Linked DNA regions of Homo sapiens: region 1 is linked to region 2. Evidence: chromatin loops called from intact Hi-C (ENCODE). Cell type or tissue: A673. All regions are shown on one strand. Each heading gives the region's core, and the rest is flanking DNA. Links, peaks and the distances in the headings are about the cores only. Region 1 holds the start of LOC107985779 (a long non-coding RNA gene). Region 2 overlaps LRP1B (LDL receptor related protein 1B).

What was found. Hi-C counts contacts between places; a loop is a spot of excess contacts. Peaks named below come from ENCODE experiments on the same cell type or tissue, not always from the same donor. Only the 100,000 strongest peaks of a DNase experiment are listed, where the experiment ranks them.
Region 1: a loop joins it to region 2, with 5 times the contacts of the local background. A loop is called at or near these places in 1 of 110 quality-filtered maps.

What each region holds. Positions count from the first base shown.
Region 1 is chr2:141,604,013-141,620,893 of GRCh38, reverse strand. The region is part of intron 2 of LRP1B (LDL receptor related protein 1B); the gene reads left to right. It overlaps LOC107985779 (a long non-coding RNA gene), which reads right to left and starts at 9,446. Exons shown (of 4, transcript XR_007087247.1): 1 at 9,293-9,446. In A673, for the core only: no CTCF peak of the experiment used is centred there; a DNase peak (open chromatin) is centred at 9,393; H3K4me3 peaks cover 994 bases; H3K27ac peaks cover 745 bases.
Region 2 is chr2:141,249,374-141,266,254 of GRCh38, reverse strand. LRP1B (LDL receptor related protein 1B) reads left to right here. Exons shown (of 91, transcript NM_018557.3): 4 at 11,614-11,733. Among named protein-coding and RNA genes, the nearest start is that of MIR7157, 670 kb to the right of the region's middle. In A673, for the core only: no CTCF peak of the experiment used is centred there; no DNase peak of the experiment used is centred there.

The sequences.
Region 1 (16,881 bases), core at 7,908-10,407, 350 kb before region 2:
CTGCCAATGTCTGGAAACTTTCCCAGTATGTCCAACTAACCTGAATGATACAAGCCACTTAAAAAAATCAATACTATAACTAAGACTTCAACCAAATGGGTTCTGAAAAGGTGTCTTCATTTAAATGAGTAAAAAAAAGAAAAAAACAAAACAGTGGTAAAAACAGAGTCAGAGAAAGGATTTCAGTGGTTAAGAATATTTAAATTTTGTGTTTGTTATTCCACCATGAGTGATTTGAACAGAAAATATTTCTTTAAAATATGTATTAACATATTCAACATATTTATGAAAAGTCAGAAAATTATTTTGACTCACTAAAATAACAGAAAAAAGTATACACTGTCATTTCCTTCTCATATCCAATATGTCTGTAATGAAATTCTAGAGAGAGAATAAAACCTGTATTGCCTCTTCTACATGCCATTTCTATTTAATTCATGGTTTAAGGAAATTAAAATGATTATTTTTTGAGAGATGCAGCCAGTCATGCCTTTTACAATTAACTTGTTAGAATAATCAAAGCTATGTAATGGTTTTGTTAAAAGCTGTTCAAAGAGAGGGACAGTGTATGTCACAAATTGCCTATCTGCTAATCTTCTTCACAACCCTTTTATGAATATACAAAGTATACTGACTTTAAAATCTTGCCAGTTATGGCTGGGCATGGTGACTCATGCCTGTAACAGGCTGAAGTGAGAAGATTGCTTGAGGCCATGAGTTCAAAACCAGCCTGAGTAACACAGCAAGATCCCATCTCTATATTTTCTTTTTTAAATAGCTGGGCATGGTGGCATCTGCCTGTAATTCCAGCTACTCAGGAGGCCAAGGTGGGAGGATTGCTTGAGCCCAGGAGTTCCAGGTTACAGTGAGCTATGATTGCACCACGCTCTCCAGCCTGGGTGACAGAGTGAGACCTTGTCTCTAAAAATAATAATAAATTTTAAAATAGCCAATTATAAGTAGCATGAAATAATTATGTCAGACAATCATCAACATTAGCCCCTTTTAATCTGCTCGTAGGATGGTTTTAGAGTGGGTGGATCATGTTCTCAACTTACAGTTCTATCAGAAGGTATTGCTTCCTTAAGAGATAAATAAAAGCTGTACCTCTGTGTTCTGCCAATTTCATCTCATGTCTCAAAAGAATCCAATCATCTATCCTCTAATCTTATCTTGTGTTTCTAAAGAGACGTTGCTGTTTTGCTACTCTTGTTGAACTAAGCTCCAGATAATTTGAATTCATTAATTTGCAAACTCACAGATTCTTAATAACTCATTTTTAATATGTGGTTGATTATTATATATTTTTAAGAGAGAAAATTTCCTAGTACATATTTAAATGAAACTAATCAGACAGGCGGATTACAATGCAAATTAATTGAATTGCAGAATCACCTTTAGCTTTTCTTCTCTTCCCTTCATCCAATCAAATATCATTTCCTCCAGATCCTACCTCTTCAGTTCCGCTCATATGCATTGTTCATTTATTATTTTAACAAACATTTATCAAGCCCAATAATGTCCCAAGGTATAAGCTGGATGTAGGAATAAAATACGAAGTATTAGCTCCTCCTGTTGTTAAAGAGTTCGTAGATTACTATGTAAAACATGAAAATGAATGAAAGTGCTAAGTACGGTAATAGAGGTAGGACAGTGTTTCAGCAAATAATGCCTACTCAAGATCAGGCCCTATGATTATAAAAAGCAGAAATTCCCTAAAAAGGCTCAAGAAAAGCAGGTTGAGGTGGGGAGTGGCATAAAGGTTTTAAATAACCGAATAGAGAAATCAAACAGGATAGGAAGCACTAACTCAGTAGAAATCAATAGGGCTCTAATAGGTGAGTTACTCTGTTCAAGACAGCCTTGGGAGATCATAGCAGATAAAATCCTTGAAACTTCCCTATAAAGTTTTACTTTAATGCAATTCACTTGAACTCCGTAAGTTTGTTTCTGTCTTGCTACCAATATATAATGTATTTTCCTCTTTATCTTAGTTCAAATTATGTAAGATGAAAAAATAACTGATGGTCAAGGCTCAGCCTCCAGATGGACTCCCTTAATTCAGTTACCCACTTTAATCCTATCACATGAGGTGCAGAAGGGTGACATTTAGCCATCTAGGTCCATATATTCAGCAGCAGAGACTAAGGACAGGAGGATCAGGTAAGCTCAACACACCAAAACATATCCGGCACAATATCCTTGCCACTTTCACTGCTGTTTCTATAGTTTCATTCTTACTGATAGACTATTGTAGTGGCATCCTGACTTACTTTCTGGATAGAGAGACAGATCAAAAACAGGTGGTCATGTAAATGACCACGTATTTTTATAGATGTTCTCATGGCACTTAGTTTTTATTTTTCTCAAAGTAATGCTTATTTATAACTCTGTCTATAATTAGGGAAACATGGGAGAAACTATGTTTCCCTGTATGTTCAATGAATGTTCAATAAATGAAAGAATAAGTGAATAATTGAGTAATAAAAAATGATTGACCTTGTCTTGCACCTAAACGTCATAAAACATTTGTTTGAAGTTGAAATAAATAGAACTTTCATTAGTTAATGAACCCAAGGCAGAGGAATATCCAACTTCTATAGGAATCTGTGGAAGGAACTAGGATTCTCAGTTGCCTTTTGCTGTAATCACTGTCACCACCAATTTGTAAAAGGATGACCATAAATTACTAGCGAGGAAAAAAAAAATAAAAGCACACCAGAGAAAGGACAATAATTTTCTGTTTAAGGGCAAGTTCTTTCTCCGTCCCCTCAGACCTCAAAATACATACATGCCCATAAGAGCATGAATATTGACTCACATATAGCAAACACTCAGGACTTTGATTTGGACCTTTTGCAAGCACTGGTTTTCTGATTCTCATTGCAGTAGGGGCCACAGCATGTCTTCACTTTCCTTCTTGAAAAATAGCCTAGATGTCCTATTAAACTGCTAATAAATAGCTTGTAGGTTCTTGTTTTATTTTGTTTTAAGCCTTAAAATAAAATAATTAGGATAGAGAAAATACTGATGACTATTAAAGTTAATTACTTGTATACATGGGAGTTTTTATACCACTCTCTACTTTTTAGAGTGTTTAAAATTTTACATTGGAAAAGTAAAATAAAAAGTGACAAAAAGTAAACTTGGTATTAATTACATTTTTTAAAAGCCTAAAATTCCTTCTATTTGCCCTATCTTGTGAATCTGTCAGTATTGTAGAAAGATTTGCTTTGAACACTTATTACTGGATAACTCATTTTGTATTATCTGAAGAGAAAAATGCATATTCTCTTACCACAATCTTATGAGAAAAGACTAAGAAAATATTGGCTAAGTAAGGAAAGCATTGATAGATATGAGAAATCCAGAGAAAATTTTATAGAAATAAAAATCACCACATTGATCTCTGAAAATTACTTTAAAGGCTAGCATGCTCCATTCTGTCCTGCAGTCCAGCCAATGATACCTCACCATATTAAAGTAGACCCCTGAAATTGTACCCGTAGAAATAAAAATGCTCACATAAGTTAGTCTGTTTATTTTCCATAACACTTTGACTTACATAGCAACAGTACACATAGCAATTGACTTGATTTTTCTTCTCCCTAAACTTCTTGTGTTTGTATATTTGTTTAATATTTATTGAAGATCTGAAGTTGTGTAAGGTTTTGTTCAATCACTGGAGATAGGTGTGTAAAAAATACACAGTTCTTGCCTTTACGAGCACACATTCCACTGGGAAGGCAGACACCCGAATGTAATCAAAATACAGTAAGCTATTTTATAGAGATATACCCCGATGATAAAATAAAATGAAATAAAAAGAGGGACTGAATAATACTAACTTCAGGAGTTGGTGAAGGCATGGCAGATGGATTAATGTTTATGCAAGAACCTGAAGAGTAAGTCTGATTGCCCAAGCAGAGATCTGGGGAGAGGACTGCTCTTTGAATGATGATTTGTAGGTACTGAAGAGGAGGGGAAAGAAGGCAGAAAAATTAGAGAGTTACAATTGAAGAGCTTTAACAAAACAGTACTTATAAGTGGTACTGAATAAGGCAGAAAAACAGTAAAGAGTGATTGTACACCAGAGATATAGAAAGTGATTAATTTGAAAGTCTTAGTAACATACGAAACTAGAAGCCACAGATGGATGTTTGAAATCTTTTGTGTGCAGTAAGCATTAAGGTGTTCCCTGGGATTTCCAAAACAATTTTTTAAAAAGAACTGTACTTATAAATCTGAGGAATGTAAATAAATATTTCCTAGATATACATATTTTCACATGAATTAAAGTAATAATTGTTAGCCTTTGCATATCTATAAAATATCTTTCTATTGAATGACTAGTGTAAATTAAAGATCTCTCTTGAAAGAAAGTCAGGTATATGCAAATATTACAAGAAGAGAGAATTTTAAACTAATTGATAGCAGAGTGTCAGTAATTCTTAAAAGAGTAGGTATAGCCACGTATGAAAGTTACTGAGGAGATAATGGGGGTGGGAGAGTCAATATGATTATTGTTTTCATTGCCTAACATATTGAATTGTTCATATAAAGTTTATGTCATTTTATATAGCTTTTTTTTCTTTTTTTTTTTTTATTTTCTTGAGACAGAGTCTCACCCTGTGGTCAGGCTGGAGTGCAGTGGTGCAATCTCAGCTCACTGCAACCTCCGTCTCCTGGGTTCAAGTGATTCTCCTGCCTCAGCCTCCCCAGTAGCTAGGACTACAGGCACACGCCACCACACCCAGCTAATGTTTGTATTTTTAGTAGATACAGGGTTTCAACATGTTGGCCAGGATGGTCTCAAACTCCTGACCTCGTGGTCCGCCCATCTCGGCCTCCCAAAGTGCTGGGATTACAGGCGTGAGCCACCATGCCCAGCCAGCATTTTTTTTACAACGAGGATTTGGGTGGCAGTTTGATTAACTTAAGAATAAAGACAGTCATCATTATTTTTTACGACCTTAATATATTCTGCGGAAGCTTGGATCTTCATTTGCTATTACTGTTTATAGGATTTATGCCGTTAAAGTCAACCCAGCTATTACCAAATCTTATCCTAGGAATAAATGCTAAGACCTTACTTGAGAACCAATTTCATATGTGGCCTCAAATTTGTATCTCCCTGTTCTTTCTTTTTCTGAAACTTTTAAATGTTCTTCAGGGAAGTTAAGTGAGAGTTTCTGTTTCAAGTACCATAACTAGTTCAATTTTAATTTCTTATTTTATATTAGTTTATCTATTGTAAACACAATATACTTACAGTCATGTAAATTGTTTTTAGAGACTAAAAATTATTTTTGTAATTTCAAGAATTATATTAAATATAAAATTTTATAAATCATTTGGAAAATTTAGGCATAAAAATTGGTGGGCTAAATGTAGGAATTTCAGCCTAATGCATTAGTTTCCTTCATTTCTTAACTCATATTGATCATCTATGAGTGTCAGGGCATTTGGGAAATGTCAGTGAACAGAACAGACTAATATTCCTGCCCTTGTGTGGTTACATTCTAGTAGAGAGAAGGACATATACAATAAATGATGAATATCATGTATTAAACTGTTACAGTCTTGAAGCAGAACTACTTTAATTTATTTCTTGTCTCTTTCATTTACTATAAGCAGCAAAGAGAAATTAGGCTGTACTTTGCACACTTTGCTTAGAAATATCCTCAACTAAATATCTAAGTTTATCACTAACCGATTTACCTTCCTCTCCAAAGTAGAAATAATTCAGCCAAGTTCTCTGCTACTTTGTGACAAAGATGGCCTATCCTCCAGTTTCCAATACATGTTCTCATTTTCATCAGAGACCTCACTAGAAGGTCCTCTAACATACATGTTTCTATCAACAGTCTTTTCAAAGCAATCTAGGCTCTTCCTATTAAATGACTCAAATCTCTTCCAGCCTCTACCCATTACCCAATTCCAAAGCCACTTCCACGTTATTATACCAGGATGCAGTGTGTTCCAGAACCCCACATTCTGGTATAAAAATTTATATTAGTTTGCTAGGGCAGCCATTACAAAGTACCACAAACTGGGTGGCTTAAAACAAGTGAAATTTATTCTCTCACAGTTCTGGAGGTTGGAAGTCTGAAATCAGAGTGTCAGTTGCTTAGATTCCTTCTGAGAGCTCTCAGAGTCAATCTATTCTATGCCTCTTCTTTAGCTTTTGGTGAAGGCAAACAATCTTTGGCATTCCTTCATTTGTAGATCTATCACTCCAATTTCTGTCCCGGTCTACACATGGCATTCTACCTGTGTGTCTCTATGTTGTGTTTTCTTTGTGTGCATTTGCCTTTGTGTCTCAATCTCCTTCTTCTACCAGTCACATTGGTATTAAGGTCCACCCTAATGACCTCATTCTTAACTTGATTACATATGCAAAGATGATATTTCCAAATAAAGTCACATGCACAGGTACCAGGCAGGATTAGGAATTCAGCATATCTTCTTCAGAAACACTACTCAGTTCATCACATGACTAAATTAATAAAATGTATGGCATATTATAGATGGTGATGAGTATATACACACTATATTTTCCCCTCCACATTAGACTGAGGTTATTCTCATTTTACAGGAAAACTTGCAGTGAAATGGAATTTTTCAAAGTGTGTTCTGTGCAGCAATGGTCTGACAAAATTTTGTGTGAGAAAAAGATTCCATAATCAGTAGATTTGTTTTATGCAGCATTTACCTCCTCTCTGTGCTTCACAGTGTCTACTAACCCATTCAGGATTCTGAGAATTCAGAAAAAAGTAAACATTTTCTTTCTTTTTTTTTTTTTTTTTTTTTGAGGCTGAGTTTTGCTCTTATCGCCCAGGCTGGAGTGTGGAGTGCAATGGCTGGATCTCAGCTCATGACAATCTCCGCCTCCTGGTTTTAATCAATTCTCCTGCCTCAGCCTCCCGAGTAGCTGGGATTATAGGCGCCTGCCACTACACCTGGCTGATTTTTGTATTTTTAGTAGAGATCAGGTTTCACCATTTTGGCCAGGCTGGTCTTGAACTCCCGACTTAAGGTGATCCACCTGCCTTGGCCTCCCAAAGTGCTGGGATTACATGCATGAGCTGCCATACCCGGCAAAGTAAACATTTTCTAAAGGAATTTGACCGTAGTATTCTTTTAATCTTAACACTTTCTTCAAAACTAGTGTATTACTTGGAAAACACTTAATGAAACCCTGCAACAAAATCATAGATTTCCTCCTCCTCACTGGTTCTGAGACACGTTTGCGAAGGTTAGCCAAAATGGAAAGCAGAATTGACTCCAATGTAAAGTGTCCAAGTTGATTTCTTATTATTGATAGGTGTTCAATAAGAGTACAGGTATATGCCACTGTAGAGCTACCAGAGTGGAGTCCAGAATTATCAAAATCTATATCTCAAATCCATACGGATTAATTATTAAAATTTAATAAACAAGCAATAAAAATGTGAAAGTTCATGTGGCGGTGTGAAAATACAGGCTCATTAGGAGGAAGTGCAGGTTTCTTATACGGATTTTTTAAATAAACGGTCATGCAACTTTTGGGTCATTTCGTGGTCACTTTCTAGAGGTCCCAGTAATACTGGCTGCTGTAGTGTCAATGACTACAGGACCTAAAACAGCTATAGTGTGCTCCTACATTCAAGGAAGTACTTACCAGAGAGAAAGGAGAATAAGCAGGTAGGCAGAAACAAAAAAGCCAAGAAATTTAACAGGCAATTGTCACAAAAAGGGAGGATGAGGACAGGAAGGCAGTAGACTTCCCTAAAAAACAAAAACAGGCCAGGTGCGGTGGCTCATGCCTATAATCCCAGCACTTTGGGAGGCTGAGCAGGTGGATCACGAGGTCAGGAGATCGAGACCATCCTGGCTAACACGGTGAAACCCCATCTCTACTGAAAATACAAAAAAAAAAAAATTAGCTGGGTGTGGTGGCACACACCTGTAGTCCCAGCTACTCGGGAGGCTGAGGCGGGAAAATGGCATGAACCAGGGAGGGAGAGCTTGCAGTGAGCTGAGATTGCACCACTGCACTCCAGCCTGGGTGACAGAGCGAGACTGTCTCTCTGTATATATACTTAATACAAGGTGAAGATACTTTATAACCTTCTCACTATTGCCTTGGAAAAACTGAGTGATGCGAAGGCGAAAGGGAATTTACTGGGTTGAACCTATAGTACTCTCCAGTGGTTGCCTATGGCATTAATGTGAAGAATCTTTCAGAAAATGGAACACTCTTTCTTTTACATATCACACATTACCGTGAAGCCTCTGGTAACTTTGGGTGTATTTCTACAAATTAGTCCAGGTGTCTCTGGTATTATTTACAAACATCCCAACTGCTTTGCAATATAATTCTTCTGAGTTTAAATATCAAGTGTTATTATAAATATTTACCCTGCACAGCTCTCTGCCTTCAGCTTGTCTTGTGCCCACAACTCTACCCTATGTAGTTTAATTTTTAAAAGATAGAAAGAAAAGCATCCAGTGACATCTCTAATAGGGATTCCTCAAACTTGAAGCCTACTCTAAAGGCAGAAATAAGATCCCTGAAATATAGGCCACTGCTTAGCCCACTTGATGAAGACACTTCAAGTCTCAGGACAATTGGTATAATGTTCCCAACTAAGCTTACTTGAACACTGAGTTTTCCTATTATGAAAGACAAACTTTGGAATCTTCTGATCCATAGTCAGACTTGTTTATCCATTACACCAGTGGCTCACATCCTGGATGACTAATTCTGAAGCAGTCATTTAATGAAGCTTTATTTGGGGGATATTACAAGGTTTGTTGTTTGTGTCTTGAAAATCCAGCTTTCTGTGCAAGCATACAGTTACAGGTAATAAAACGCTACCCATTGTAGTTCCATACTTTCCTCATCCACTTTCCAGGGTAACCTAGGCTATGAACTACATTTTGAAAGAAGGAATCATTAAAATGGCTGATAATTATCCAGAAGCTTACCAGTTTTACCAGTCTCTGAAGAAATTCCCATTAAATCGGGCTGTGTCCTGTTTCCTCAAATAAAATGAGACCATACACCAGAGGCTTATCAGACCTTTTCATTTCGAGGTCATTAATTAAGCATATTCTACTCCAGGTGAAAACGTTTCCCAGAACGCTCTCTTGCATTGACATTTATTTTGTGTTAACCATTCTGCCTGGCATGGCTCCGCACCACATCTAGAGGCCATTTAAACAATATTAAGATAACAACATTAATTCACTGTTTTTCTGTTAATCATATAGAAGCAGATCAGCTTGTTATAAATAATGATCTTACCTTGCCTGAAGCACAACTCTTAGCACTTGTTCTAATGCAAATCCCTCTCCTTTTGTACTAGCTGCAGAGTAATAGCATTTAAGGCTGCGCTCTTTTCTTCTCAGGTTTCAATACTGTTGGGAAGAGAGGAAGTGGCTTCAATTTTAAATTTGAATAGGACTGCTTTCCAAAAAAAATGTGAGGAGGAGGACACAACCTTTCTTGACTTGCTTTTATCAAAAGCATCATTTTTCTCCTTTCTCATGATGATTACTGGAATTGAGACTCAAATTAAGCAGCTTGTCTGACAGATGATGTAATGTGTCATAACTTTTCCTTATCTGCAAAATAAGTATATTGGGTTGGAAAGTCAGGAAGTTTTGTCAAGGTTTTGTTTACTTTCACATTTGGCTCACTCTTACTACAGAGGAGATGTAGCTCCTTTAACTATGGGAAACCACGGTTAAAAGATTTCTGTCATTATTCTATGTGGACTGTGTGAATTTCTCAAGCTGATGGAATAAAACAGGCAAATGTGCAATTGATTCTAGCAGCTAGAGATCCTTCCTTGCTCACTTGTATAATTAGGCATGGCTTTTAAACAACTTTCTGCATCTCTCAGGGGGCTTTCAGGAACATAGGAGGTGGTGTTCCAGTAAGCTGGTGCTAATGCTGCAGCTTACTGCTAACCAGTTGCTCCTCCAATCAAATTCAATCCAGTACAATATATCTTTAAAAGAACTTCAAAATAATACAGTTATAGTCTGAGGGTGAATTAAATAGGCAGCGTGTTCCTTATCTCAATGCTCCGGTTTTTCCTTTTCCTAATCATCAGCTTTGCATTCAACCAGCATTTGCCAAATGCCAACAACATACCTGTCATCATTCTGAATGTCAGAAAATCATGATGAAAAAGGCAGACTTGCTGCCTGACTTTGTGGAATTCCCAGCCAAATGGTGTAGAAATGACTAGGCATTTACAATCAAGTAAGAGTTACCACGAGGTTACGCGCAGGATGCAATGAGGTACCCATGAGGGGTACCTTATGGTAGAAAGGGCAGGGGAGGTTCTCAGGGAAAGTACTGGCTGACCTGACATAGAAAGATCTAAAGCTAAGCTCAGGAAAAGAGGTCAGAGAGTGGCAAGGGGGCTGTAGGTGGAGAGAGCAATTTGAGCAAACACGTGGCAGCTTAGAAAAGCATGGTATTCTGAGGGAAACACTGTTTACAATGCCTAGATCACAGTGAGCAAAAAGTAATGGAAATAGGGTTTCTTTTTATTATTATTATTATTATTATTATACTTTAAGTTTTAAAGTATAATAATACATGTGCACAGTGTGCAGGTTAGTTACATATGTATACATGTGTCATGCTGGTGTGCCGCACCCATTAACTCGTCATTTAGCATTAGGTATATCTCCTAATGCTATCCCTCCCCCCACGAAATAGGGTTTCTTGATAGACTGTATCGAAGAAGAGGTTCATTACTTTTTTGGATTGTCAATTTCAAAGTTAAGAGAGAGCTGCAAATAGTTGCATTAATTAGCCAAGAACACAATAATTACAAATACCTTCATATCAGCTACATGATAGAATTCGAATGATCTGTCCCAAAATATCCCTGGTGTACAAATAAAAATTTCACCATTAGGTATTGATTTATTTGGCATTTTAGTACTGTACTGTTATTGAACAGGACATACATTAGCTATATTTGAACATATCATTGAGTGTGAATTACTTTTAACATATACTCTTTCTAACATTAGGGATTAGATTGTGGAAAGACTAATAAAAGCAGGCAGAGAGGAATATTTAGGTAGAGGACATGTTAGGGGAATTGCTCAAGGGAAAGGCAGAGTTGTGTGGGCACCTGGAAGAAAATCACCATTAGAGGAAAAAAGGAGTCTGAAAGATAAAGCGTTAGCTGACAAAAGCACTAGAGTGCCAGAGCTCGTTTTTGAACCACTCATGACAATCAATTGTTAAATTTTTATGAATTGTGAGTGCTGATTGTTAAATACAGTCATGATTTAAAAAGAAATAATATAAGCATACAATTAAGTGAGTTATATTAAAAACAAACACTCAAAGATCATTACTTTCTAATTATTTCATTGACTTATTATCTTTGCTGATGGAGTTATTTAAGACTGTTGTAATTGCACATTAGTGTGAATGACTAACATGAAAATATTATGTTAGCAATAAAATAAAGTTACTGATAATTAGTAGACAGCAACAGTACACTATGTCTAGGGATGGATTCTTATTTTCTTTAGAGGCCATGACCCATGTTTTCTTTGGAGAGCAGTCCTCACATTACTGTCTTAAAAGTAGAGAGTAATATGTGGAAACACTACGTAATAGTGTTCTCCTATACATCTCATGCCAATTATGTTGGTAACTTGAATTTGGCCATATTAGGAATATTTATACCATAAAAATTAGCAAATAATAAATCTGGGTTTTATTTATTGTTTTGTTGATGGTCCATTGTTGACGTAAGATATTAGTGGATTTTTAAAAATGTTAGAAATATATATTGAATTTAAAATGATATCATTTCTCTAGATGCTACATTGTGAGTAGCACAAAAAATTGAGAAAATAGTCTTCCAGCATTAAAGAAGTGCTATCCAACTTAGCAAATAAATCTCTCAGGTCATTGACAAACAGGTGAAATCTAAAATAGATTCATTATTACATTTTGGTAAAATAAAATTATCAGCCAACGTTTATTTTGAACCCATCCACCTTCATCAATTACATAAATAAATTAGCTACAAATATGAGTTTAGCAAAATCAACTGAAGCATTTTGTGAGAATCAACTGACTATAGGGAATTTACAATAAAGTGTCCTATATATAGGATTACTATTTGTTGTTAATGGGCCATATATCCTTTATATCAGTAATACTTATAATAAATTAAGTGCCTATATATTTTTTCCATAAAGTTTGTTGTGAAACATTCACTGGAACACCAGTGAGTAACAATTAAAAAAAAGTAAGTCATCTATTTTACAATTTTGCCCACATTTGGCCTTTGTGTGAGGGTTATTTCCCATATAATTCCTGTGAACATACTCAGTATTTAGTGTTTTAAGTTAATGTCATTGGACAATGGTGACCTGGATCTCTCAATACTCTGCTCACCGTAGCAGATATTGGAGAAGCTGTTCATGTGATAAGCTCTGGAAGATGAATTATTCATTTAATGTGACCTTGTATACTGTTGCTCCCATTACCACCAATCGTGTCTTTTGTGCTATTTGGAGCAGACATATATGCTCTAGTTTTTGAAATGCTTCTCTAGGGAAAATTTGCCAAAAACCATGCAGTATATGGCATTGAATTTTATTAAACAAATTATTTCTTTTCTTTTTTCTTTTGAGACGGAGTTTTGCTCTTATTGCCCAGGCTGGAGTGAAATGGCCTGATCTCGGCTCACTGCAACCTCCACCTCCCGGGTTCAAGCGATTCTCCTGCCTCAGCCTCACAAGCAGCTGGGATTACAGGCATGCACCACCACACCCAGCTAATTTTGTATTTTTAGCAGAGACAGGGTTCCTCCATGTTGGTCAGTCTGGTCTCAAACTCCCTACCTCAGGTGATCCGCCCACCTTGGCCTCCCAAAGTGCTGGAATTACAGGTATGAGCCACTGCACCAGGCCTATTTCTTATTTATTTATTTAAGACAGTATCTCATTCTGTCACCCAGGCTGAAGGGCAGTGGCATGATTACAGTTCTCTGCAGCCTTGATCTCCCAAGCTCAAGCGATCCCCCCTCCTCAGCCTCCTGTGTAGCTGGGACGACAGATGTGCAACCATGCCCAACTATGTATTTTTTATTTTTAGTACGGATGAGGTCTCACTATGTTGTCCAGGCTGATCTCGAACTCCTGAACTCAAACAATCAATCCTCCTGCCTCAGACTCCCAAAGTGCTGGAATTACAGGTGTGAGCCACCATGCTGGGCCTAAACAATTTATTTTTAATTGATCACTTTGTCTCTTCTTAACTGCAACTTTGGGGCAATATGTTGACACTAGTGCAAATGTTTTAGAGGGATGGGAAGGGAGAGCCAACTTACAGTGAAAATAAGATGAGGGGATGGGGTAGGGTGGAGACTGATCACTAAGAAAATAGGAATGCATCTCTAGAGATAGTGCATGACTACTATCTACTAGAGATCAGTGGCTTCTCTTTAATTATTGTTAGGTTACTGAAAGCTTAAGGATGTGTCAGGAAGCAGCCTGAGACTATTTGCTTTGGTTAGAGATGACTTTGACACAAATAGCTTTTACCAAAGTGAAAGGCATTGGCTGTTGTTTGTTTTAGTAGGAGTAATTTGCAACATGTTTTTGTATCACTCCTAATCCAGAGGTGGGTATGCACTCACTTATGTCTGTTTTGAGAAATGTTGAGAACGATTTTCTATTAATTGTTTTTTTTTTTTTGTCAAAGTAATGTGTAGTTAAAATTCACTATATTAAATTTTGTAAGGGTATGAATCAAATTTATGCTTTCCACTGAATACCTAGTGCTTAGGTATTCAAAAAGCTGGCCACACAGAAGGTACTGAAAACATATTTGTTGGAAGAAAAACAAGAAAGGAAGGAAGGGAGGGAGGGAGGAAAGGGATAAGGGAAAATAATGCATTATATAGCGTAACTGTAAAGGCATAAAACTCAGACATAATCTCACCAATAAAATGTAATAATGGCAATACTGTATTTTTAATATATTCCTCGTATAGTTTGCTAGGACTGCCGTAATAGAATACCAGAGACTGGGTGGCTTAAACAACAGAAGTTTATTTGCTCACAGTTCTGGAGGCTAGAAGTCCAAGATCAAGGTGTTGGCAGGGTTGGTTTCACCTGACGCCTCTCTCCTTGGCTTGTATTCAGCTGGCTACTTGCTGTGTCTTCACATGGTTTTTCCTGTTTGCATACCCTTGATGTCTCTTTGCTCAAATTTCCTTTTCTTATAAGGACACCAGTCAGATTGTATTAAGGCCCATGCTAAAGGCCTCATTTAGACTTAATCACAATTTTAAAGACCTTATCTCTAAGCACAGTCACATACTAAGGTACTGAGTTTAGGACTTTAACACAGGAATTTTGGGGGAATACAATTAAATCCATAATATTTTTTCCATTTAAGTTTCCATGCTATTTTTCACTGCATAGTTGACATGAAACTTTTAAACATTGGTTTTTAGCTTAATGTTTTATATTAAATAATTTACTATCCCAACAAAGCTTTGCAAACACTAATATAAAACTTAAATAAATATTATTACCTGCATACATTTTTACCTGTTACTTCATTTGGACCCATAAATTATTTTCAGTGTTCAATCTGATAAATAATAACACAACATTTATCAATATTTATTGAAAATTCATATGACCTTTTTAAGATTCTTGATGTTGCTCAGGGGTTCTTGAAGTTAGAAATAATGTGGCCAATTTTATTTCCCATGGAAGAGCATCATGGTGTGCTTAAAAGAGCTGAGATGAGAAAAGCATCTCTTGTCTAGCACGGACGTGTATGAAAGACATAAATTGCTTCAAACATGTACAAAGAGCCATTCATAGACTTTCGATTAAGTAATATCAGGCCTGAAGGTGATTTATTTAGGCTCAATGTTTTTTTTTTTCTTTTGCATTTTATCATACTTAATTGGACTTTATAATAAAAATGAAAGCAGCTGAATGATAGAATGGCTTAAAGGAGAGAAAGACGGAAAGAAAAACATATGTAACAGACAATCTTTTGACATTGACTATGAGGCTAGAAAGGACAGGCCATATATACTGTTTGATACTCAAGGAAAACAAAATACCACTTCTAACTTTGTGGCTGAGGTGACCTTTCCAAAGTCTTTCTTGGCATATGGAAAGTGTATTTTCCTATTTAGCAGTAACAGCAGCAGAAAATGTGCTTGGCCTTTACCTGTGTGTTTATGGTGGCAGAGCCCAGTGGATCATGTAATGGGCTGAGTATTAGGCTGCCAGTTCCAGCCCAGCTCTAGGCCATTCTGCTTAAAGGGACCTGGCTTGAGGCCTGGAGTTCCAGGTGATTTTACCTGACTTAGCTATAGAGGTATCAGCCCTTTAATGATCCCATAAACCTGAGAATATAGAGAAGATTCAAACAGGACTTACATAATTCTGCCCCATATTAACCATGATGAATCCACTCAAATAGGACCTTTTTCAAAAAAAATAAAATAAAAATAAAACTTAAATTAGGTGTCAGCATTTTTTTTTGTACAAGGCTAGATGATAAATATTTTAGGATTTGTGGGCCACATATGTCCCCAATCAATATTCTTCTTTGTTTTCTTCCTTTTGTTTTTTATACCCTTTAAAAATACAAAACCATTGTTATCTCAAGTGTCATACAAAACAGGCTGCAGACTGGATTTGCTTGTGGGCCATAGTCCTCTTTTGTTTGCCAATTTGCACAAATATATATAGCAAATCGAATGTGCTCCATAGTGACGCAGGATTTTTCTTGGTCACTTTGCCAGCCAGGAACCTCTGGCTGGCAACGTTCCCACCCGGGCCACCTTACGTGCCGCAAGAGACTACTGGCCCACTCTGCCTGCCTTGGCTGTACCTGGCTTGTGCACCAGCTCAGGTCACAACTGGGCTGGGTGTACCCCAGCCCACCTGTGTTATAGCTTGTACCCGTGTTCCAGGGTTCCCAAGTTCTTGTCTCGCATCCAAGTAGAAAAAGGATAGGCTGACAATTGAAGGCTGAGGAGGATGGGGAAGAATTTTACTGAGTGACAGAACAGCTTTCAGTGGAGAAGGGATGCGGGCATGATCCCCCACCTGAAGTCAGGTGGATTCTCTCTCAGTGTGGCTGAGTCCAGGGCTTTTGTGGGCTCAGAATAGGGGAGTGTGTACTGATTGGTTTTTGAATATTCAAAAAAGGCTAAAACGAAGGCACCACTCAAAAGTGGGCATGACAGTTTAAAACACCAGTTAGGGAAAGGTAGGTATTTGTAAAATAGGTGAAGGTTGAGGATCAATCAGAAGAAAATGTACCAAATGGGAAGACAGTTTCTTAAGCCAGTCCATGGATGTGACTTGTAGCTTGGTTTTCAGGCTTTAAACTGTCTTTGGCTTGGAGGTTGGGTTTCACTGGAGACCCACCCCTCTCTGCCTAGGATTTGTCTGTCTCCTGCCTCTATCAATAGTAGTATTTTTAATCCCTTATTTTACCGTGCTTATCTTAAATTATGTCCTCTGTACACAGAGCTTGCTTCATGAGGAGACCCAATTAGAGAACGCTCTGTTATAACATGGCATAACATTTCACAAGTTTTGATATTAGATTATCTGTCTTATCTGACCAACCATTTTGTATAATTTATATAAAATTTATATAATAGTTTCATTATGTAAAGATTTGCTGCTTTAGTAAATGGTGTTCCCTGTTATAAAAAATGACATTTCCATGGACCATCTATCGACCATCCATCGATATACATTTCATACACAGAAGTTGTTTCTTAATTGTTTGTTTTGTTTTTGGTAGCTTTTCATACTTAAGTACAGGGTACAAAACTGTATTCATTTGAATCT
Region 2 (16,881 bases), core at 7,728-10,227:
CCTCCCGGGTTCACGCCATTCTTCTGTCTCAGCCTCTTGAATAGCTGGTTTTACAGGCGCCTGCCATCACCCCCGGCAAATTGTTTGTATTTTTGGTAGGGACCAGGTTTCACTGTGTTAGCCAGGATGGTCTCGATCTCCTGACCTTGTGATCTGCCTGCCTCGGCCTCCCAAAGTGCTGGGATTACAGGCGTGAGCCACCGCGCCTGGCCAGACATGCATATTCCTACTCTCCCTGACACAGAAGTTATGCATATCACTTCCACTCATGTTCTATTGGTGAGAACCTGTTCTATGGCTCTAACCCGACTAAAGGAGAGGTAGGACGTAGAGTCTCTGGCTGGATAGTCACTTCTCAGAAACAATTCTGCAGTATGCAAGGGAGAGCACAAATATTTTTTAACAGATAGCTGTATTTACCATACAAACTGAATGTGTTTCAGCAAAGAATTGGTTAATTAAATTACTCATCATTCATAAAATGGAACAATATGCAGCTATTAAAAAGGATGGGGAGATATACATGTATCGAGTACACACACACACACATCTATCTCATTACTTTTTTGTTTTGAGAATAAGGGAAAGGCTTTATTGAATGTGTACAGTTTCAGTGGAAGAAACATAGCAATTTTGAGTAGATCTAAAGGAAGAGTTCCTTAGCACATTGCATATTATTCATTACATGAAGAGTTTTTCTAAATGAAAAATGTTCAGGACGTTCAGTAGAAAGAACAAATTAAGGAATGATCTCCACAGCATAGACCTCAAGGCTCTTATGCATGCAGGGTACAGTTCTAGCGCAGAATCCTCAGGGACAGCATGAGGGCCTCCACTGGGGTGCCTTGGGCTCCTTCCAGGGCAGCAGTTGAAGGGGGTCGCGCTGCAGTCCAGGAGACAGGCTGGGGTTACTCTCCTTTCTGGTTGCTTCCTGATGGAATCCTGGGATTTCAGCATCTTCCTGGGCGGCCTGAACTGTAGAGGGTGCCCTGCAACATAGAGGGCACCCTGGGTGTGTGTCCTTCCACCTCTGCAGCCGCTGGTATCTCTAACGCTGGCTCAGGCTGCTTTGGACCCCTCCATTGGTAGCATCTGCGTCTTCTTGAGGTGACTGGAGCCTGTTTGTGGTTTCAGCCATTGACTCCTGGACATGGGAGTCTCGAGAGAGTTTGTGGCCCCTCTCATCTCCGGGAAGGGCTCGGTGCCCGATGGAGGTGCATTAGCAGGAGCAGCGGCTCAGCACAGGGAAGTTATCCAGTGCCCTGTCCTAGGCTTGCTCTAGGTTCAGGTCCAGTGATATCTGGGGCTCCGGCCCTGCCTGCCTCCAAGACAGCTCTTCCAAGGTTGATGGATGAAACTCTATAGCCTCAGCCTCCCAAGGCTTGACCAGGCACAGCCACGTAGTTAGTCTAGGAAAAAAGCAAATGGCCTCATTACTTTAAAAAACAAAACAAAACCCAAAAAACATATACAATCTTTTATAAATTCCAGGCTCCACTTGGCAGGGTGCAGTGGCTCATGCCTGTAATACCAGCTCTTCGGGAGGCCAAGGCAGGTGGATCACTTGAGGTCAGCAGTTCGACACCAGCCTGGCCAACATGGTGAAACCCCATCTCTACTAAAAATACAAAATTTATCCGGGTGTGATGGCGGGCACTTGTGGTCCCAGAAACTCAGGAGGCTGAGGCAGGAGAATTGCTTGAAGCCGGGAGACAAGGTTGCAGTGAGGGGAGATGGTTCCATTGCACTCCAGCCTGGATGACAAGAGTAAGACTCTGTCTCAATAAAATAAAATAATGAATAACTAAATACCGCCAACTCAGTCCATGGAATATTTTCTCAGACCACATGGTTGGTCCACAGCTTCCACCTTATTACAGCTAAATTATAGAAAATTTTGCTTTTTCTTTTTGAAATAGTTGTAAAATCTTATGAAATATTAACATGCAAAATGAAAATTATCAAGTGACAATGTTGTCAGTCACGTTTATTAAATAAACTTTCAATATAATTGCTTACTAGTTCTGGTGGGTTTTTGATGGTTTTAAAAACAATTTTGTATGTAGACATTTGTTGTTTCTGTTGCTTACAAACAGAAACCGTTTTACTTATTTCATTCTTTCTAATTTGTGTTCCTAAACTTTGTTAAAGCCCCTTAATGCACTGGTTACAAACTTCAATATATTACTGAATATAAATGGTAAGAGAAGTTATCCTACTTCTGTTGTGACATGTTCGTGTTTCAAGGGCAAAATCATTCATTAGGTTGAAGAAATTCCCCTCTATTACTACATTGCCAAGGGTTGTATTTTAAATAATGAATGGGTATTGTTTTTTATTAAACGCTTTTTGGGCATCTATTGAAATGATAGGGTTTTTTTCCCTTACTGTACTGATTGATAGGGTGATCTGGATTAATTGATTCTCAAATGCAAAACCAGCCTGGCATCACCATGACATATTATCCTTTTATATATTGCTGGATTTTAGTGGTTAGTAATTTTGAAGAATTTCACATCTATATTCATAAGGAATGTTGTTCTATATTTTTTCTTTAATGCATTTATATGATTTGTGGATTGGGGTAATTCCAGCCTCATAAATTAGTTGGAAAATGTTTTCTTTCTTTCTGTTTTCTAGAAGGGCTTATGCAGAATTAGTTTTATTTCTTCCTTAAACATTTGGTAGAATCTTCAGGGAAGCTACCTAGGCCTAGCATTTTTGTGTGGGAAAGTTTTTAAATCACAAATTCAATTCTTCTATATATATAGGGATATTCAGATTATATGTTTCTTCTTGAATGAGCTTTGGCAGTTTGTAACTTTGAAGAAACTTCTCTATTTCCTCTAAGTTGTCAATATGGGCCTAGAGTTGTTCATAGTTTTCTTTTATTATCCTTTAAATCTATAGGGTCTGTAGTGATATCTTCTGCTGCCTTGCTGATGTTTATAATTCATTAGATTTCTAATTTGATATTTGTAATGTGTTTCTTTTTAGTTTTCTTTGTTCTGTTTAGCAAGGTCACATGATACAAGTTCAATATATATAAATTCATCATATTTGATTGATTGCTAGCAATGGACAATAGAAAATTACAGTGAATAATACCATGTAAAATAGAATCAAAACTATGAGACAGATATAAATTGAACAACATATGTAGAAGAGCTATATGCAGGGAACTCATGAAAAATTTAAAAAATTAAAAATAAATGCATATATACCTACCATATTTTTTAATTAGAAGGCTCAGTAGTGTTAAGATGTCAATATCCCCCAATCTATAAATTTAACATAATTCCAATTAATATCCTAGTAGGATTCTTTAGGAACTGAAAAGCTATTTCTAAAATTTACATGGAAATATAAAGGACCTAGAATCTAAAGGAATCTAAAAATATAAAAGAACAAGGCATAAAAATTTATGCTACCAGATTTCAAGATTTGCTGTCATCAAAATAGCATAATTTATAGAAAGGACAGACATACAGATTAACGAAACATAAGGGTACAAAAATATACCCATGGATACTTGGTCAATTCATTTTTGACAAAGGTACAAAGATAATTCAACAGAGAAATGTTAGTAATCTCACTAAATGGTACTGGAACAATTTAACATTTGTGTACAAAATGATGAACCTTCAGTCATAGATTTTACCATTTATGGAAATTAAACAAAAATAAACTACAAATCTAAAACTTAAAATTTCTAGAAGAAGTATAGGCTAAATTGAGTCAGTAATGGATTTCTTAGAACTCCCGAAGCAGGATTTATGACAGAATATATTGAGATTTGATTTTATGAAATGTAAGATTTTTTTCTTTGAAATTGTGTTATTTGAAAAGCAGTAATAAGAGAATGCAAAGAGAAACTATAGGCTAGGAGAAACGATATACAAATCATATATCTCGTAACAAACTTGTATCCAGAATACATATACACGCTCACACATGCACGCACACACACACACACACTCCGTCTCGCTCTCTCTCTTTCAGAGCTCAATAATAAGAAAACAACCTAATAACAGTCGGCAGAAGATTGAACAGAATTTCTCTGCAGATAACATATATGACTAGCTAATAAGCACAATGAAAAAATCAATAATAATTAGAAAATGCAAATCAAAATAATTGTACAATAGCTACCACTACATATATACTCAAATGACTAAAAAATAAAATTAAATTAAAAGCTGAAAATACCAACTGCTGGGAAGAAGGTAGAGTAGCTGGAAGATTGATATATTGGTGGTAGGATTATAAAAGAATGCAGCCATTTTGAAAAATAGTTTGGTAATTTATTATAAAGTAAAACATCCACTTACCACATAACCCAGAAATCCCATATTTACCCAAATAAAATAATAACCTATATTTACACAAAATCTGTATGTAAATATTTATAGAGACTTAATGCATAGTAACTCCAAACTGGAAACAACTCAAATGTGTGTTACTTGTGAAATGAATGAACAAAGTGAGGTATGTTTATACCATGGATTATTACTCAGTAACCAAAAAGGGAGAACTACCTAATACTAACAATAATATAGATGAACTACCTAATACTAACAATAATATAGATGAATCTCAAATACATTATGCTAAGTAAAAGATGTCAGACTCAAAATACTAAATACTAGATGATTTCATTTATATGACATACTGGAAAAGACAAAACCATTGAGATAAAAACCAATCAGTGATCACCAAAATTGTCAGCAGGGCAATGGGTTGACTGTAGAGGTGCAAAGGGGGTATTTTGGGGTAATGATCCTGTTCTGTATCTTATGAATGGTATTGGTTAGACAACAATACACATTTATCAAAACTTGCAGCATTGTACGTGAGAAAGAATGAATTTTGCTGAATTTAAAATATGGACTTCATTAAAATACCAAAAATAGAAAAAAATGCAATAAAAAAGCATTGCCTCGCTGCTCTATCTTCTTGTAAGAGAACACACTGAAACTTTGAGGCCAGTAAGTAGTCTAGCACTAAGACAAGGAAATTCTGAAGAAATTCATGTAAGCAGTCATAAGCAACGGCCTGATCTCTGCAAACCAGCTCACACTGCATTTTACTAGGCCAAAGAAACAGGGGTAAGAGGATGAATGATGTGACACAAATTATCACCATTCTAAATATGTCAAGCATATGTCCTGCTGACAAGAGGAGCTGTCTGGCATGGTAAGTAGCTGTGTCAGCTTTTCAATCTTCAAGCATAAAAAACAGTGAGGTACTTGTTTTTTTAATGTGCCACATAGGGAAAGAATAATTTTTTCCTCATTACTATGGTTCTAGTTGTTGGATAAAAGGCATTTTTGCACACACCTAATTTAAGAAGCAATTTTATTACTAAAATTGAGAATGAAATATCATCCCATTTTGTAAAATGATATCGCAGATAATTTATGTATATGGAAAGGTGCTTATACCATTCTGTATTTCCAAAGAATTTCTAAAAGTTCTAATTTACTCTCCAAAACATAACCTGGAAGCATACAAATAAAATAGCTCAGCCATGTTCTCACTGTCTTGCTAAATCCAATACATGATCAATGTGAGTTATTTGACTATAGGTCACAAAGGCAGCAGCATAATGCTATTGACTATACAATGGTTGATCCGATAGCTATACACAAAAGATAGCAAACAGTGGTTGTTTGGCTTAGAGCTATTTATGTAAACAAAACTAATGAGGAAAAAAGACCTCTATTGGTAATAACTCGTAATGTTTGGAAACTGCCAACTTCTAATCACCTTTCTCTATTGTCCTGTTTTCACTCTAAGGAAGGTCAGCATGATTTATTTACATGTGTTTCCTAAATCATATACTCGCATACATTTGTGAAAAGGTGTCCTAAATCCCAATGATGTTACAAAGCAAAACAGCCCCTAAAAGCTATGCAAATTAGTATATTTCATAAAAATTATTTGTCTAAATTGTAAATTGGCCCATGGTTATGTAGCAAATTCAATGTGGATGTACATTGCTTCCGAGGGTGATATTTGTATTTTATAGATACAAAGAGATCAATGTAGAAAATCCTTATTTCTTATGATTAGTGTTTCACTATCTGTTGGAGATTTTGCTTTCAGGTGAAAAATTTGAGAGAACTTACCAAACAAACAAATGAAAAACTTCTCCAGGAGACATCAAGAGATGACAAAACTACAACCGAGTCATGTCACACCCAAAAATAAAAGCATAAAAGAGAAAACGCTTCTAATGTAAAAATAAACAGCACCAAATTGCTTATAGTGTATATACGATATGGCAGGATAACAATAGAAATTCTGTTATACTAAATGGATGATTCAGCTTAAATGATAAACTGATAAAAAATGATTATGATAATAAAAATAGTTACTATGTGTCAGCAATATTTTAAGAACTTTGTATCACTTACCTCATTTAAGACTCCCAACAAGCTTATGAGGTAGTTTCTATTATTATCCCCATTTTAGAGATGAGGCAAAGCATGTAATGAGAGCTTTAGTCATGTACCCATCATCACTCATATGTAACAAATAACCTTGATATCTCAAGGACTCAATACAACAATAATCCAATTTTTCGCTGATATCACAGTCCAGTTGGGTTATCAGTGGTTGACTTCCCAGGTGCTGTTTCAGGCTCTTTCCATTGTGGGCTTGTGCCATCCCAAAGGGTGAGAAGTCTGCTGGATTCCCTGCACCCAGATGGCTGACAAGTGTACAGAGAGGAGAAGATTGTCAGGATGCTGTAAGCATCAGGTCAAGGAGTGGCACACACCAATTACTCTCTACGTTATATTGGCTAGAAGACAAAAATACGGTTCCAATCTAACTGGAAGACAACTGGGGAATGTCATCTTTTTATTTCCCTAGAAAGAGGAAACAAGATTGATGCACACTTAAATATTCTCTGCCACACTCATATAGCCTGAAATTACTGAAACAGTTGGAGGTAAAGCACTCTTGTTGCAGAGACAAAGGCCTCAACACAATACTCTACCACCATTCAGAAAACAAGATAAGTGGTGAAAGAAATTTCAGTTTTACTCTGAATTAATTTTTATCCTTTTAGACTCCCTCTTACTATTTATTAATAATACAAAGATATCTATTTTTTGACTATTTCTAAATCAAATGGCCTAGAAGTCTTGATGTCTCAAAGCTACCCATTACTTGTAAACTGTTACCTTGAATTTGATAGAGAAGGTGTATTCATAGTTTAATAATACTCTCTTTTGCAACTTTTCCTCCTTTACAACTGTGCTAAGGGCTGTATTAGTCCATTCTCACATTGCAATAAAGAACTACCTGAGACTGGGTAATTTATAAAGAAAAAGGTTGAATTGGCTCACAGTTCTGCAGGCTGTACAGGAAGAATGGCTGAGGGGGCCTCAGGAAACTTACAATCGTGGTGGAAGCCAAAAAGAAAGGAGGCACGTCTTACATGGCCAGAGCAGGAGGAAGAGAGAGTGAAGGGGCAAGTTCTACACACTTTCAAACAATCAGATCTCATGAGAACTCACTTATTATCATGAGAACAGCAAGAGAAAAACCTGCCCCCAAGTCCAATCACCTCCCTCCAGGTTTCTACCCCAACATTGGGGATTACAATTCAACATGAGATTTGGGTGGGAACACAGAGCCAAATCATATCAAGGTCATAAAAAGATACCTTAAAAACAGAACAAAGTGGATCTGTGTCAGGGGAATCTTCACGAATTGGATTAGATTTGATTTGTGAAATGATATCTTCTCTCTTTTTATTTATTTATTTATTTTTGAGGCGGAGTCTCAACTGTTGCCAGGTTGGAGTGCAGTGGCACTATCCTCTGCCTCCTGGGTTCAAGCGATTCTCCTGCCTCAACCTCCCGAGTAGCTGGGACTACAGGCACACACCACCACGCCCAGCTAACTTTTTTGTGTTTTTAGTAGAGATGGGGATTCACCATGTTGGGCAGAATGGTCTCCATCTCTTGACCTTGTGATCCACCTGCCTTGGCCTCCCAAAGTGCTAGGATTATAAGTGTGAGCCACCACTTCCAGCGACAGCTTCTCTCTTCTAATCAAAAGGATAGTTTTATTTTATAATGGTGAGGAATATGGATCAGACACCGTGTTTACATGTCTGTGTTCTCACTTGCATATTTGCTTCCCTGAGATACAAGTGGTCTTCCTACTTCAGTCTAAGTTCCAAACCAATGATAATGTTACATAAGCCAATGGCTATGCTTGACGAAAGTCACTGGGTGAAGACTAATGATTCAAGTACAAAATTTTTTGTTGTACTCAAATAAGTTTTCTAACAAAATTAATCTGATATGCTTTTAACTATATTTATAGTCATTATAGCATTGCATGCAACTAAGCATAAATGCTAAGCAGTTCAAATAGATAACTCTAATAATTAGTATTGCTTTCACAGTCTGCCAAATTTTAAATTTTAGTATTCATATTGTTAGTTCTTCATGGTTCTTCACGATCTGTTAGCAGAATCAATATTTACCATTTCACCTAATATCCTAAACTGTTTAATCATCTCGTGTCATCACTCTGCACATATACAAATCCTCACGCAGGATAAGTCTAATAAACTAAAAGCTAACTTGACCTTCTATATTTTGCTATTTTCAACTAACAGATCTCCTCCTAACACTCAGAACCATGTTTGAGGTCTGGTCTTTCAGATTAATTTTTCCCGCATTTTGTATTTCTCCTCAACTTTCCATATCACTAACCCCCTCTTTTCAGTGTTCACTCTCCATCTTCCAGAAACGTCAAGTAGAGAGAGTAGAAAGATGGGATCCATAGTATTTGGATTTTCTACTTTGGATTGACACAGTGAAAAGGTGCAGCTGGGCTCCAGGGATTACATGGAAAAATAATAAATTTGACTCACTGAGTGAATACACCTGCATTAAGGTAGAGACTACATGAATTAGATCAAATCTCTACCCTCATTCTTTTCATAGTATAACTGAATCTATTTTCTGTGAGAAACCTTTCCTGCTTCCTCTTTCTGTTCCAACCCCTAATTACATTCACCTTTGTCTTCACTGCTCCACTCTAATGCTTTTTAACACCCTCAATCGATCCTATTAGGAAGCCTAGTGCACTTTACAGGCTTCATCCATGTTTATTTCTCAATGAATTTAACATTGATTTCCCTGCTTGCCTCTATAGACTACTCTTCTTCCTTAGGTTTTGTGAGACTTTCTAGGTTCTTCACTTATGTACTTTATTATTTTGCAGTTTTTCTTGGTGGTAGTTCTTATCGCTGATACCTCTTCTCTTTGATTTTCACATGAAGAGGTTCTACGGGTGTTTTTATTTGTAACCCAAGTATTCTTCTTAAGGGAATGCTTCTTTACTTTTTAGGTTTCAATGACCGACTTTATGCTTGTGACTTCCAAATTGATATCTCCACTACAGACTTCTCTTCAAAGATAGACCCAAATTCTCACTTTCTCCCTGGCTATTATGTTGTCAATATTTTAAGCTAAACATAATCAAAGACAAACAATATTTTCTTCCCAAACTCGTAGTACTTCTGTTGTACTTAATTCATTTTATTAGTACTACTCATTTAGTGTCATTATGCTTTCACCAAGTGTTTGGCCATCTTTCTAGGCAAAGATTCATAGTCTTCATTTAGCATTTTGCCATTCCTAGTCACTTAGATAGCTTTTCTTCCTTTACTATCTTTCTCTCTACTGTTAGGTACTTTTGAACAATACAAGTCAGAATGTATCACTACTGTCCTCAATAACCAGCTATGTCTCCTGTTGCCTAAACAGAAAATTCTACTTAATCCGTGAATTAATTCACCTTGACCTGGCTCCAAACAGCAATTCCAGTCTCGCTCTCATTTTTTTTTTTAACTACATCAAGCATTATAGGTTAGCAATGCAGCGTTCGTTATTGTTGCCTGTGTTTCTTGCATGCTTTCAGGTCTTTCTATTTACTTTCTCATATTGTCCTCTTTACCTAGGCTACATTCTCATTAATTTTGTCTATCCAAACTCTCATACTTTTAAGTCCCAACTCAAATTCAACTTCTTCTACAACTGTTTCTCAGATATCTTCCTGCATATTCAGCTTCTAGATGAATCTTTCTACATCCTACCACTTGTACTTTTATTTAGCATATGTGTTTTGCTACTATGATTTATAAACATTGTTTTATATTGTTGTTCTGTCCACTTAATACCACTCACTTCCACACTCATATTGTAATTTTTTTAATGAATTTTGCATCTGTGGAACTGTAGCAGCGTGATTAGCATTGACTATGTGCTCAATAAATATCACATTACAATAGCTTATAGACTCAAGCCAATTTTGAACTGATTCTATGAACATAAAGTGTAGCACTGCTGAAGTGATATCCTTGACTAGGTGAGAGGGGATGGGATTTTTACATATGATGTTGGGTTGGAGCTTTGATTACGAATTCAACTAACTGTGAAATCCAAGGAGAAGCAGTATACGCAGATGTGGATAGAAATGGAGTATAAATCTGGAAAATCTCTTCTGATTGCTTCAGTTTTCTCAAAGAAGTAAGAAGCAGGATCATCATATATGACAGAATATTAGGAAAGAGGTTTGCAGTTTTAAGAAGTGAAGATGTGTGAAATAATTGTATGAGAATGCTGAACAGTAATTGAACTAAGGATATACTATAGATAACTACATTTATAATACAATACCCAATGTTCAGTTTGGAATGTTTCAGGTGTTCTTTTACATATTGGGCTTTTATTTTTTAATTATAATTTGATTTTATTTCTGTAGCACCAGCTAAACTCTTGGCAAATATCAATGTATTTTGAATCATTTAACTTTGATCTTCAAAACCCTTATTTGCCTTTCTGGGGAAAAGAGTAAAAACAACAGTATCATAGCAATCTATTTATACCCCTATTTTCAGACAGTCATGCTTCTATCCAATATTTATCTAGTTTAGCGAATCTTATTTCTGTTAGCGATTGTTTGTGCAATAAATGTGCTCCTGTCACTTCATCTCTATTTCATGCTTTTATCATATTCAATCCTAATTTGCTCTGAAGGTTTGCTAACTTTTGCTTTAATCATGTCTTTTCTCAAATAGTTCAGATATAATGAAATATATTACATTCAGTATTTCTCTAATATTTTTCTACCAAAGAAAAATAAAATATTGAGATGAGATATATTCACATTGATTGCTATGAAGGTTACACATGGATTAGTAAATCAAAACAAGCTCTCAAAAGCTAGAAAATCAATTGATGTGTCAGATAGGAAAGACATAGATGGCAAAATCAACCGCTGAGTTGACATCTTTCCTCTTGAAATAATTTAATTTACCAAATTTGAAAGGTTTTGTGACTATGAACACAGTAATAAGCTAAAAAGCGGGAGACCAAACAGATTGATCTCGAATTTTATTTACAATAATTCAAGCAAATGTAAACTAACATATTTTAGGTAAATATTTTTTTCTAGACCAATCATATAAACTTTCTGGGAGAACAATCAAGACTATAGTGTAAGGATTGTACACTGAGAAATACAAACTATTTACATATACAGTTAAATATAGAGAATATATTTGTTTTTTCTCTACAGAACTGTTATCCAATTGCCAACAGCTGAATTGTCAGTATAAATGTACAATGGTCAGAAATAGTACAAGATGTTACTGTGAGGATGGATTCGAAATAACAGAAGATGGGAGAAGCTGTAAAGGTAAGTAAAACATATAACGCCATCAAATTTTGTTTATAGAGGCTTAGTTAACAGAAATGTAAGCAGACATCTTTGAGCACCTACCATGTGCTCTACAGTGTTTATGTTAACTTTTCTTTCTTGAGATTTAAAAGTTGCCCCCCCAACAAAAACATAAACATTATTATAAGTTTATGACTCTCAAATTTCAATTTTTTTGCAGTAATTTCAAACTTGGGAAATGTCAACAATCGGAAATGTTTGGGTTAACCACTAACACATTGATCTAATTATTTTAACTTCCTATATGTTGTATGGCTGTTATATAGCTGCAGTCTAGTAGACATGTGTTATTAACTACGTTAGGTTAATAATTGCTAATCATGTAATGTTCTTTATAATTTTTGCATTGGTTATTCTGGCAGCTGGCATTTTAACCATAGCAATAATAATGTAATAATGAACATAAATATTGATTTATTTTAAATGTCTGGATTCTTGCTTTTGTGAATGCTTTATAGCAAATATTTATCCTCCAAAATGACTCCCTTCATGAATTCTGAAGAATTTTAGGTTACCTTTCCATTCACTTGATTCCAATTATACATATATTAATATGTATATATAACATATCCACAAAGTTAAATGCATTGCTTTGTATGATACTTAGAATCTATCTATATCTACATATAATATTTCTAATCTATAATATAGCACGTCTCTCTCTCTCTGCCTCTCTCTTTCCTTCCGCGTGTGTGAGTGTGTGTGTGTGTATTCAGGGGATTGCTGCATTGCCAGAGCCACTAATAAATAGAATAGTTTCCAAAGAAATTAGTGCTTTGCTGATTACTTCAAATCTTTGCTCCAATATTATCACTTTTACCTTAGAATCTTAAATTTGAAAAAATTCATGAGATAATTGTTTAAAATCTTAATGACAAAAATGAGATCCTGATAGTTCATTGACTTAAGTCCACACATCTTCTTAGTAATAGAATTGGGACTGAAACTCATGTCTGCAGAGCCCACTTAGTCTTATCCTGAAGAGGCTCATTGACTTTTCAGTTACATTTGGGAATTGAATTTTAGTTTGTTGTTTGCTTTGTGTATAATACCAATTTTATAAAAAAACATTTATTATCAAGTGTTTATCAGACCCAGAGACTGCATAATCTGACCACAGGGAGGCCAAACTCTCATATTTATTTGACTCATGTCATTATGTCATTTTAAGACAACATTTGAAAATCAGAAAATTGCACACAAAAGTTCAGATGTTCTGGAAAATAAGGGCAACGGTAGATGCCTCATAATCACAGAAATCAGCCAGATAAAAATGGTGCCAGACATGGATGATGCCATTGAACATTCGTGCTCTTTCCACTTCCAAACAGCCCTTGCCATTCGTACGTGTTTGGCTTAGATACCTATTCTGCATTCTTCTCACTCATTTACTACACCTGACTCCTGTAGTAATCAAGCTCTGCAGTTCCTTTTGCAAGGGTGCAGCTGAGTTAAATACGTAGATTCCTGAGTGTTAATTAATTGCTTTTATGTGTTTAATTAAGCACGTAAAAACAAACACAACAGTAATTAATTTCTTCTGTGGAACATTAGTGAAGAATTGCACAGCAATCATTTTAGAAGTCACAGTGGGAGAGGAGATCTTTGTACTTTCTCTATACTCCTTGAGAGCCAAGTCTGAGCATCATTAGGCTTTCTCAAAACTGTATTTCCAGGTAGCCCTCTGTCTTTAAAGGAGAAAAGAAGGCAGCATTGCAAGTGATGGTATGCCTATTCCTTTGTAGTCAATGTTGTGGAGTTCCACCTCAGTGCATTCTGGCTAAGTAGAAAGAAGAAAAGAGATAATCGATCATATTGCTCTCCTGAACAGCATAATCATATCCAAAAAACTGAAATAGAAACCAATAATATTAAAGTTGAAAAATCTGTGAAAATAGATAAGAATTATTACTGCCATCAGGGACAGACTTTACCAAATGCAAGCCTTAATTTCATTCAGTATTACTGTAGACTTAGCTCCAAACGCTGTATTTTTTCTATCACCAAAAGCATTTACTTCAAATGAGCCATCCATGATTGCTGGCTGTTATGTGACTCTGAAGAAACCTGAGTTTATGAATGCCTTACAAATGCAGAGTTTCACAATTTAAATTGTCTTATGCTACTCAGCAATATTTTTGCTTTCTCATGGTAAGCTCTTTTCTTAGTTTGGATATTCGCAGAAGTCAACTCTGAAACAAGGATTCACTGAATGTTTTCCTTTATTTGCCATTGTAGCTTTCTCTTTTTCTTTTCTTTCCTTTTTTTTTTTAGGGGGTGGGGGGTGGTGGGGGTGAGAGGATACAGGAGAAAGGCAACCCCATAGTTGGAGCAATTAAGCCAGCTACAACAAAGGGTGACTGAAGCTTAAGTGTGTGGCACAGCTCTCTAGCATGAGAGACAAGGGAACTCAGGCATTTATACACCCATTTCTGAAGAGCAAATTTGTTTTTGTTTTTGTGTTGGAGATGACTTTACCCTCCTGGAAACTGGTGGGAGAGGAAGAAGGGTTTGGAAGTATGCTCAGGCACAGATAAAGATCCCTATGATTGTAGAATCACATGAACACTCTGAGGGATATGAGCAGACAGCTTCTGCTACAGTGCCCTTGACCATTCCTTTCAATTTCTTCTTTATTCTCTCAAAATATGTTTTCTTAATCTATTCTCTTTTGTTGTAGTCACTGCCTTTATTTTCTGGGTGCCATCTTGTGTTACTTCCTCAAATTACTCTTTCTCTTCTCACTATTTACTTGTATATCCACCCATGCTTGTTTTGCTGTCATTTCAGAAGAACTTTACTTCTTCTAGTCTTTTTTCATACATATTTAAAGTCCCACTCACCCAAACTTTTGTCTCAACTTGGTCCATTGGTCTATCAATTTCTACCTCTTTCTTATATACCTTTAAGCACTACATTTCCACTGGCTATCACCGTAGTCAATAAATATTCTCACATTTGTTTTATGCTGAAAGAAAACAAAAACAAAACTAGAAATACTCACAACAAATATCCACTTTATATCCTATCTCTTCCTATAGCCATCATTCCCATCCCCTCCTCCTTTATTATCCACAAACTTTAACAATCAACTACATTTACTTTCCCAATTATCTTATTTTCACTTCATTCCTCCATTTACTGCTATCTGGTTTCTCATCCTATAATTTTCATAAAGAACTTTAAATATCTCTTTTCCCTTAAAGTCTAGTTAAGACTGGTTAAAACACTCACTTTTATTTTCAAAGGACTGTTAGAGGCTTCTCAGCATATCTGCAGTTTTTCAGAGCTTCTATATTCTTTATGATCTTGACTCCAAACTCCATCTTCCTATTTATGTATCATTTTGAGATTATATATGGATTTTCTCCACCCCATACCCCTCAACCCAGAAGTAAAACTCAGCTCTTTTCCTAGAGTTTCCACAATTATAAAATCCATGCAAACAAGACAATTTGTATATGTAGTAAGTTTTACTGAAGACTTAGTAGGAAAATGTTTTATATCACAACACACAAATAATTTCAAATGTAATTTTAGACATCCCTATATTGAAACCCTTATGTTACCCCTCCGCTGGGGATTTTTTAACATGCCAGTTGAGGTTTCTTTATTGTCATATCACTCTGATAACAATTGGGTGGTATTTTTCCACATAAATTATCTAATTCTCTAATACTAACTGGGTGTCCAACAGTTCAATTCAACCCAATTCTGACATTATCCAGAGGTAGCGTAGACTGCATGGGTTAAGGACCTAGTACTGCAAGACTCAGGTACCAGATGCAAGTTCCAGGACTCACCTATACCTCTGAACCAACCAGTTATAAATGTGAGCATTCCTACAGCCCTCTCCTCAGATGTAGTCATTCACTATAACCACTCACAGAACTCAAGGAAATATTTTCCTTATGTTTGTTAGTTTATTATAAAGGATGCAACAGCCAAATGGAAGTGATGCATAGGGCAAGGAACGGGAAGGTGGGAGAGGGAAGCTTCTATGCCCTCTCTAGGCACCTTATCCTCCCAGGGGCTCAATGTCTTCACCAAAATGGAAGCTCTCCAAGCCTGTTTGTTCAAGAGTTATTTTTTAGCCCAACCCCCAGTCCCCTTTCTTCTCACTGGAGGTCAGGAGATGGGGCTGAAAGTTTCCACACTCTAATCCACTGTTTGGTATTTTCATGACCAGCCCCCAGTCTGAGACTACCTAGGGGCCCCACCCTGAGTCACCTCATTAGCATAGGCTCAGGTGTATTCTAGAGGAGCTCTTTATGAACACCAAAAGACAATCCTATTACTCAAAAAATTCCAAGTATTTTAGGAGCTCTGTGCCAAGCACTGTGAACAAAGGCCAAAGATATATTTTAATTATGTCACATCAGTTTAACCCACTTAATACCACAGCTTCAATCCATCCTGTTATCTTTTGCTCCCCTCTTCATTTTTCTGTTTCTTTTTTTCTCACCCCCTTTCTCCAGAATTATTTACAGGAGTCCCAAATTATCTTCAGTCATCATTCCCAAGTCATGAGGACAAAACTCTGTTAATAGGTCTAAGTTTGTGTATTTTATCCCATTTAAGGACTCAGTAAAAAGCAAGTTCCATTTAAGATCAGTCTTCCATTTGTGACTATGTCCCCTTCTTTCCCTACATTACATCAACATCAGTACAATAATGTCCTAATTACTGAATCTAAATGGGAATTTTAATCTTTATCTTATTGGATTCATGCATTGCATATAACCCTTTTGAACATTCTGATATCCCAGAAGAGCTCTCATTTCTTATTTTTTTCTTACAGTAGTCATGAATTTTCCTTCACAGGCGACTGTAGGACTCCTCTTTCTTTCTTTCTTTCTGTTTTATTATTATTATTTTTATTTTATTTTGAGACAGAGCCTTATCACCCAGGCTGGAGTGCAGTGTGCAATCTCGACTCACTGCAACCTCCACCTCCTAGGTTCAAGCAATTCTCATGCCTCAGCTGCCTGAGTAGCTGGGACAACAAGTGTACACCACCATGCCTGGCTAATTTTTGTATTTTTAGTGGAGAAAGGGCTTCGCCATGTTGGCCATGCTGATCGCAAACTTCTGGCCTCAAGTAAT